Linked DNA regions of Homo sapiens: region 2 is linked to region 1. Evidence: chromatin loops called from intact Hi-C (ENCODE). Cell type or tissue: breast epithelium. All regions are shown on one strand. Links, peaks and the distances in the headings refer to the core of each region. The heading gives the core; the rest is flanking DNA. Region 1 has its middle 2.8 kb from the start of KRT37. Region 2 holds the start of KRT13 (keratin 13).

The links. A loop is a pair of places that touch in the nucleus more often than their neighbours do. Peaks named below come from ENCODE experiments on the same cell type or tissue, not always from the same donor. Only the 100,000 strongest peaks of a DNase experiment are listed, where the experiment ranks them.
Region 2: it touches region 1 in a loop (16-fold over the local background); 5 of 110 quality-filtered maps call a loop at or near these places.

The regions. Positions count from the first base shown.
Region 1 is chr17:41,425,196-41,429,590 of GRCh38, forward strand. No RefSeq gene overlaps it. Among named protein-coding and RNA genes, the nearest start is that of KRT37, 2.8 kb to the left of the region's middle. In breast epithelium, for the core only: no CTCF peak of the experiment used is centred there; no DNase peak of the experiment used is centred there.
Region 2 is chr17:41,502,959-41,507,353 of GRCh38, forward strand. KRT13 (keratin 13) reads right to left here and starts at 2,654. Exons shown (of 8, transcript NM_153490.3): 1 at 2,098-2,654; 2 at 685-767; 3 at 329-485; 4 at 1-140. The coding sequence starts at 2,592. In breast epithelium, for the core only: no CTCF peak of the experiment used is centred there; no DNase peak of the experiment used is centred there.

The DNA.
Region 1 (4,395 bases), core at 175-4,174:
ATTGGTTCAGCATGCTTCCTGAATATCCCCCATAACTCAGGCAGTGTGCTGGTTCCTGGACACGCAATGTTCCCTGTTCATCAGGAGTAAACAATGCCTCTGAAATCTCTGGATGTTCTACACAAACTTGAATGAGAACCATAGATCAACAAGAGTTAGTGAAAGACAGAGGATCTATAGTTCTGGCCAAGGAAGTATCTAGAAAGAAATCACTAACAAAGAAAAATCTTATTTGATCCAGGAAAGGGAGATTGGGCACAGAGCTCAAGCAGTATTCAAATGAAAGGTCCAGAACTAACATTGATTGAGTACTTAGGTGTGCTAGGCATTCTACTGTGTTCTTTCCTATCTAACCCTTACCACCTATGAGGTGGTTACTCATTGCCTCAATGTACAGATGAGAAAACTAGAGTGAAGTACATTTGCACATTTTCTGATTGACAGTTAGTGAACTGGCAAAGGCTCGATTCAGTCTCATGTCTGCTAGGCCCATTCTCTTTTCACTTCATCATGGCCCCCGGTGAGAACAACGGTGTCATTGCCCCGTCAGTGCTGGGCCTAAGGAGAGGGCAAGAAGGGGCTTAGTTACTGGATGAGAAATTGTGGTGAAAAGAAAATTACTGAAGGTCTTTGTGTTCCAGCAAAGGAAAAGATTTAAATACTATGGCAGTGACAACAAGAAAATGCACTTTAAAAAGTTAAACTAGGCCGGGCGCGGTGGCTCACGCCTGTAATCCCTGTACTTTGGGAGGCCAAGGCAGGCGGATCACCTGAGGTCAGGAGTTCGAGACCAGCATGAACAACATGGAGAAAACCGGTCTCTACTAAAAATATAAAATTAGCCGGGCATGGTGGTACATGCCTGTAATCCCAGCTACTCAGGAGGCTGAGGAGGAGAATTGCTTGAACCCGGGAGGCGGAGGTTTCCGTGAGCCAAGATTGCGCCATTGCACTCCAGCCTGAGCAACAAGATTGACACTTTGTCTCAAAAAAGAAAAAAAAAGTTACGCTAGTTTGTAACATATGCATCATTTAAGACAGGGTGCGTCCTGAGAAATGCGTCGTTAAGAGATTTCTTCACTGTGGAAACATTATAGGGGGAACTCACACAAACCTAGATGGTAGAGCCTACTACACACCTAGACTGTATAGCACAGCCTATAGCACCTGGCTACAAACCTGTACAGCATGTTGCTGTACTGAGTATCATAGGCAACTATTATTAACACGATAATATTTGTGTATCTAAACATAGAAAAGGTAATGCATTGCACTACGACATTATAACCACTTCCACATCACTAGAGAATAGGAATTTTCAGCATCATTATAATCTTGTGGGACCACCGCCCGTATATGTGGTCTGTCGTTGACAGAAACATTCTGACTGTATATCCCAAATCCCAGAGATTTCCAGTAGAGCTGGAAAACAAGTCAACCAATGGGGGTGTGGCCAGGAGTCATCCCTCCCAAGTGGTAGAGGGAAACCAGAAGGACCATGGGACAAGCTCTAAAAGAGTATAAATAAACTCTTTAAAAAAAAAAAAATCCCAATTAGTGGGAAAGTAAATGGCTGATACTAGTAGCAAAACCTTAAGTCTTTGAAATTGACATACTGGAAATGAGCCATTATTAAGATTTTAAATGAAAATAATAGGATTTAGACATAAAATAGGAAGCAAAATACAGTAAACAGAAATCGTGTAGCCAAATATGCATCAAATATGCATTCCCTTCAGCTACACTTTTTTCCTCTGAAATACAAGTTTTAGAAAATCTTAGAAGAGGGGTGGGCGCAGGACTTAATGCTGGGAAGCAACAACTTTGGGGCTGAATTTACTTGAATGGATTACAAATTGCATTGTTACACAGCTAAAAAAAACTTTATGTATGAAAAATGATAATAGCCTTACACTGAGTACAAATAATACTTAAAAGCATGTGAAGATGTGAGCATCTGTGATGTTACTTATAAAAAAAAAGTTTAGGTTTTTTTCCGTAAGTTATTGGGGTACAGGTGGTATTTTTTCCATAAGTGGTGGGGTTTTTTTCCATAAGTATTGGGGCACAGGTGGGTTACGTGAGTAAGTTCTTTGGTGGTGATTTGTGAGATTTTGGTGCACCCATCAGCCAAGCAGTATACACTGCATCCTATTTGTAGTCTTTTATCCCTCACCCGCTCCCTTCCCCCGAAGTCCTCAAAGTCCATTGTATCATTCTTATGCCTTTGCATCCTCATAGCTTAGCTCCCACATATCAGTGACAATATATGATGTTTGGTTTTCCATTCCTGAGTTACTTCACTTAGAATAATAGTCTCCAATCTCATCCAGGTCACTACAAGTGCCATTAATTCATCCTTTTTATGGCTGAGTAGTATTTCATCATATATATGTACCACAGTTTCTTTTTTTTTTTTTTTGAGATAGAGCTTCACTCTTGTAACCCAGGCTGGAGTGCAGTGGCACCATCTCGGCTCACTGCAACCTCCACCTCCCAGGTTCAAGAGATTCTCCTGCCTCAGCTTCCCGAGTAGCTGGGATTACAGGTGCCACCACCATGCCCAGCTAATTTTTGTATTTTTAGTAAAGAAGGTGTTTCGCCATGTTGGCCAGGCTGGTCTTGAACTCCTGACCTCAGGTGATCCACCCGCCTTGGCCTCCCAAAGTGCTGGGATTACAGGTGTGAGCCACTGTGCCCAGCCCACAGTGTCTTTATCCACTCACTGATGGATGGGCATTTGGGTTGGTTCTGTGATTTTGCAATTGTGAATTGTGCTGCTACAAATGTGTGTGTGCAAGTATCTTTTTAGCATAATGACTTCTTTTCCTCTGAGTAGATACCCAGTAGTGGGATTGTTGGATCAAATGATAGTTCTACTTTTAGTTCTTTAAGGAATCTCCACACTGTTTTCCATAGTGGCTGTACTAGTTTACGTTCCCACCAGCCATGTAGAAGTGTCCCCTGATCACCACATCCACTCCAACATCTATTGTTTTTTTATTTTTTTGATTATGGCCATTCTTGCAGGAGCAAGGTCGTATCGCATTGTGATTTCGATTTGCATTTCCCTGATCATTAGTGATGTTGAGCATTTTTTTAAAGTTTATATATGTATCTTTTGAAGTATTGAAAGGAAACTAGTACTTTATATTCTTTATCATATCATGTTTTATAATTGTTGAATATGTTCCTGTTTATTTTTCTCTGTCCTGTTGTGTAGCCTTAAGAAGTGTTTCAAAAAAAAAACCAAACATATCTGAATGTATAAAATAAGAGTAAATGCCCTACAAGTTATGATGCCACATTATACATAAAACTGTGTGCATATATTTTTAAACAGCATAAATACATCTTTGCTCTGAGAAAAAGTTGAACATGCATCCCCGTGAAAACCACAAGGGAGTCAGGGGATGATGGTGTTGATGAAACCTGGGCTCTTGGAATTCTCTCAAGGAGAAATAAGGGGTCTGGAATTCTTCCCAAGAGGAAAACCCACTGTGGGTCAGCTGTGGCTCCAGCGGCCCTGAGGTCAGCTATGACTCATTCTTTACTGGGGCAATCCTTAGAGGGCCTCTCCCTGCCAGGCCATCCCTCAGAGGCCTCTGGGTGCAATCTGCATTTTCCATCTTCAAAGACCCCTTTGTTCCTATCTTCCGCCTCAACACATAGCATCACTATAATCCAGAGAATTGAAGCATTAAAATTCTTCCCTTTGATTTGCTAAATAGGAACCCTCTCTTGACCCTATCCTCTGGCAGGATTTTATCCCATTGGCTAAAATCATGGTTCCTTCTGTCTCAGAACATATGACACTTGTTAATTCTTAAGCATCACAGCTGAAGCTTTGCATCCTTTGCGTCCTGACACACCTCTCCAAAGCTTGATATGTGTCTCTGGCTTGGGCTCTGCATGGTCCATTTTGCATAATGACATAGACACTGCCTAGTCCTTCGTACAGCAGAGGGCTCTTCTGATTTTCTTTGGTCTCAAAGGAACAGGCAGTAGGTGGAAGGCATGAGGCAGGTGTCTGGGATGTACTCAGCTGTGTAGGTGGGAAGGAGCCCATCCTTGACATTGCAGATGATCAGATGAGCCTCCTCTTCCTCCCTTTTTTTTTTTTTTTTGAGACAGAGTCTCGCCCTATTACCCAGGCTGCAGTGCAATGCAATGCAATGGCATGATCTCGGCTCACTACGACCTCCACCTCCCGGGTTCAAACGATTCTCCTGCCTCAGCCTCCTTAGTAGCTGGGATTACAGGCACCCGCCACCACACCCAGCTAATTTTTGTATTTTTAGTAGAGATGGGGTTTCACCATGTTGGCCAGACTGGTCTTGAACTCCTGACCTCGTGATCCACCCACCTCAGCCTCCCAAAGTGCTGGGATTACAG
Region 2 (4,395 bases), core at 312-4,311, 78 kb after region 1:
GCATCCCGGCGGTTCCTCTCTGCCATGGCCTCGTACTGCTCCCTCATCTCTGCCAGCACGCGGGTCAGGTCAATGCCTGGGGTGGCATCCATCTCCACGTTGACCTGGCCGACCACCTGGTTGCTAAATTCCTTCATCTCCTGTGGGGATGGGAAAGGAAGATGTGTGAGGCTACTCATCCTCCCTCTCCTTGGCTCTGAGTGCTGGCAGAGTGTTCTGGAGAGTGTTTCCAGGTCCCACAGTGGAGGACTGTGTCCAGTTGCAGGGGAGGGCTCCTCCTTCTCACTGGAGGTTGTTGAGCCCAGGGCAGCCTGCAATTCCCGCTCACCTCTTCATGGTTCTTCTTCATGTAGGCTAGCTCTTCATTCAGGCTCTCGATCTGCATCTCCAGGTCAGTCTTAGACAGAGTGAGCTCATCCAGCACCCGGCGCAGGCCGTTGATGTCGGCCTCCACGCTCTGGCGCAGGGCCAGCTCATTCTCATACCTAAAATAGTAAAAAAATGAAATGTTTTTTGAAAAAGCAAGACATAAATGATATGAGACATTCTCCCTACCCCTGCACGAGACTCCAGTACTTCCAGACCTTCACTCCTGGGATGCTCCAGTGTCATTGGTCAGATGAGCTTTTGTCTAAACTAAGAGACTCCTGGGAAAGGAGAGGGAGGGGGAAAAAAAAAACTCACTTGAGCCTGAAGTCGTCCGCAGCCAGCCTGGCATTGTCAATCTCCAGGATGACCCGGTTGTTTTCAATGGTGGCGGTCAGGATCTACAAAATGCAGAAGAAGGTAACCTCTAGGGCATGGGTGTCCAGTCTGTTGGCTTCCCTGGGCCACATTGGAAGAAGAATTGTCTTGGGCAACACATCAAATACGCTAACACTAACGATAGCTGATGGGCTAAAAAGAAATTGGCAAAAATAAAAAATAAAAAAAAACTCAATGTTTTAAGAAAGCTTACAAATTTGTGTTAGGCCTCAATCAAAGCTGTCCTGGGCCACATGCAGCCCACCGGCCACAGGTTAGACAAGCTTGCTCTGGGGGGTCCACGTGCTTGAGGAGGTGGCCTGGGAAAACATGGGCAGGACCTGGTTCCCATGGGGCTCTACCTCTAAACTGTCCTGTGAGCTGGGACAAGGCATTTCCCTCTGGGCCTCCATTGCTCTTCTGTAAAGTGAGGAGTGGGGCTGCATCCCCTCCAATCGTTTCTAACACTTTAATATTCCATGTCTGAGCACCCTGGGGGAGATGCAGGGAGTGCATTTCTGAGGAACGACCTGCTGAGAACATCTTTGGTTCGTCATGTCTTGGCAGCCTCAGACTAGCACCCTCCCTAGGCCACTGTCTTGAGATCCATCCCCTGAAAGTCAGGAGGGACTCGGCTTGGTGCCACATATCTCACAATCACTTTGCTAGAGCTGACTTCCCAGCTGAGTGGAGGGGAAATCCAACAAATATTCCCATCCCTTTGAATTTCTTGTCTAAACGTTTATATTCCAAAGCAGTGAAAGCCTGCTCCACATGGCTGAGACTCAGCCCAGGCTGGTAGATTTCTGCTCCAACAGGCTGGTATCACAGCACAACAGACAGGGCTCAACAAAGGGCACCCAGGCTCGGCACTGCCTAAGCCTCTGCCTCTCTCTCCCCCAACTTGGCCATCGCCAGTTGAGAATACCAGTTTGAATGGGTCCCCTACAAAGTAAACAATTATTCCCAGGGCAATGAATGAACACGTCTCTCTTTCTCTGTTGATTTCATGCATTCTTAATGGCTTTTAAACCTGTCATGTTTCCAGATAACTCAGTAGGTTAGGATTATAGAGATCGAGTCATGAATAACATAACTGTCTGGAAAGCAGTAAAAAAACTGACCTGAGTAATAACAATCATAAAAATGAATAATGAGAGAAAATGCATTTGGGGAGTTGTGGCATGAGAAAGCCCATCAGAGGTAGAGACTCTTGGTAGTCAAACAGTAGGCTTTTCCCCTGCAAGAAGTTTGTGAATTCCGTCCACACCTAGTCCCCCACAACACTGTGTTTCTTGGCCTTGGAGGCTCTGCCCTTCATGGAGGACCCCTCCTCAGCTTCCAAGGGCTCACCTTGTCCCGGAGCTCTTCAATGGTCTTGTAGTAGGGGCTGTAGTCCCGCTCAGGGCTAGCTGGGCTCTGCTTCAGGTGCCAGTCACGGATCTTCACCTCCAGGTCAGCGTTGGCCTCCTCCAGGGCGCGCACCTTCTCCAGGTAGGAAGCCAGGCGGTCGTTGAGGTTCTGCATGGTGATCTTCTCATTGCCAGTGAGGAGGCCGCCATCACAAGCACCAAAGTCAACAAAGCCACCAGCAAAACCCCCACCAAAGCCACCTCCAAGGCCACCTCCATAGCCACCTCCAAGGCCACCTCCATAGCCACCTCCAAAGCCACTACCAGCCCCTCCACCAAAACCACAGCTCACGCCGCCTCCATAGCCCCCAGCTGATCCCCCGGACACAAACCGAGTTGAACAGGTAGAGACACCACGGCCTCCTCCCAGCTGGCAAGAGCCACCCCCGAAACCACCTCCATAGCTGGCAGAGGAGCTCTGCAGGCGGAGGCTCATGGTGAGAGCAGGATTGAGAGCAGGTGCAGATAGAAGCTTGCTTGGCCTGGGCCGAGGACTGTGGCTCTTCCCCAGAGTGGACACCTTTTATACACCTCCATAGGGGCTGGTTATCTTCTCTCCTCCCTTCCCCACCCTCTGACTTGGTGCCAACTACACTTCTGTTTCCCACAAGCTTAGTTATCTCTGATCTCTCCAGGGTGGGTTGTGCCTTTTGGGGGTGGCTTTTTTTTTAATCCTTAACAAAAAGAATGATTCAGAGGGGACAGCATTCTGCCTGAGACTGCCCTTTTGACAAGTGAATTCTGTTTCACCTCCACTTAAGGAGTTCACTGTGCAGGCTCTGAGCCCCACCCAGTATTAGAACGGGACCTGAGATGCGGAGGCCTGCCAGGAGCTTCTGCGAGGAAAGTGGTGGGTGCAGAGTGGCTCTGTGCTTTGCAAGGTCACCGTAGCCCTCGACCTTCCTTTTTTCTATACCTAAAACTTCTGACTGGGATGTCCTGGATCCTTCTTAGCACTTCATCTACTCCAGGGGCCCCAGCAACTCTGATGACAAACTTTGCTTGGTTCGATAGAATCACCTGCCTTGAAAGTATTTAGACTGAGAAAGAAATAGCTCCGAGGCCATCAGAAAAAGTCACAGTGACAGAGACCTTAAGGGATCTTAGGGACCATCAGACACAGCTGTGGAAACTCAGGCATGGAAAGAGGAAGTGGCCCTGTCCATTATCATAGCGAATATTCTCCGAGCCCTCACCATAGGCAGGAACTGGGTGAAGTTACTTTACACTCATCATCTCATTTAACCTTCACAGCAGCCACAGGAGGAGGGTCCTACTATTGCCCCCATTTACACATGAGGAAAATGAACCTTAAGGGCAGAATCAGGACTGAAATCCAAGTCTGGTTCTGTCTGACGCTAAGGTGCATTTTTTAGGTACATTTTTCATACAGTAAAATGTATAGATCACGTGTCCAGCTTGATGTCACGCATGGGTATGCACGACCTGTGTAAACACCACCCAGGACATTCCCAGCATTCCATAAAGGTCCTTGTACCTTTTCCCAGTCAATTACCTGACTCCACACCCCTGGTGTAACCACTCTTCCAACTTCTGTCCCCATAGACAAGTTCAGAGGTCCTCAGCTAGAGGCTGCTTTGCTCTCCAGGGGACGTTTGACAATGTCTAGGAACATTTTGGTTGTCACAACTTGGGGGCACTACTGATAGCTAAACACCAGGTATGCTGCTAAACATCCTATAAGGTGCAGGACTGTCCCCACAGCAAAGAATTATCAGACCCAAAATATCAATAGTGTTGAGGTTGAGATGCCTGGGTCAGTCTGGCCCTCGGGTTGAATCACTCCATTACGCTGACTGCTTTAGGGCACAGTCACATCCAGGAAGACGGCCCTGTAATAATGTGAGCAGGGTCCTTTCTAGTACGCCAGTCATATGAGGTCTGTCCCAGCCAAGAGGCCACATAAGAGGATGTGACACAGGACCCAGGGCCAGGGTCTCAGCTTAGGATCCTGAGATGTGGCTGAGAAACTCAGGGACTATGTAAGAACCCTGCCAGAGGGAGCTTCCCCATTCAGGCTGGGAGAAAAGGACCTCAGATGGCATCTGTGAGGCCAGGATAGAAGGTCCTCCATTCCAGGGCTGACAATGGAGGACCCTGAATGCAGACTCCCAGGCCCCACTCACCAAGGGGCCAGGGTTGCTGTGGATGGCATCTTGGGAGCAGCTTTCTGGCCCACAGCAGCCACAAAGGTCTGGATGATACCAGGCCAGGGGCT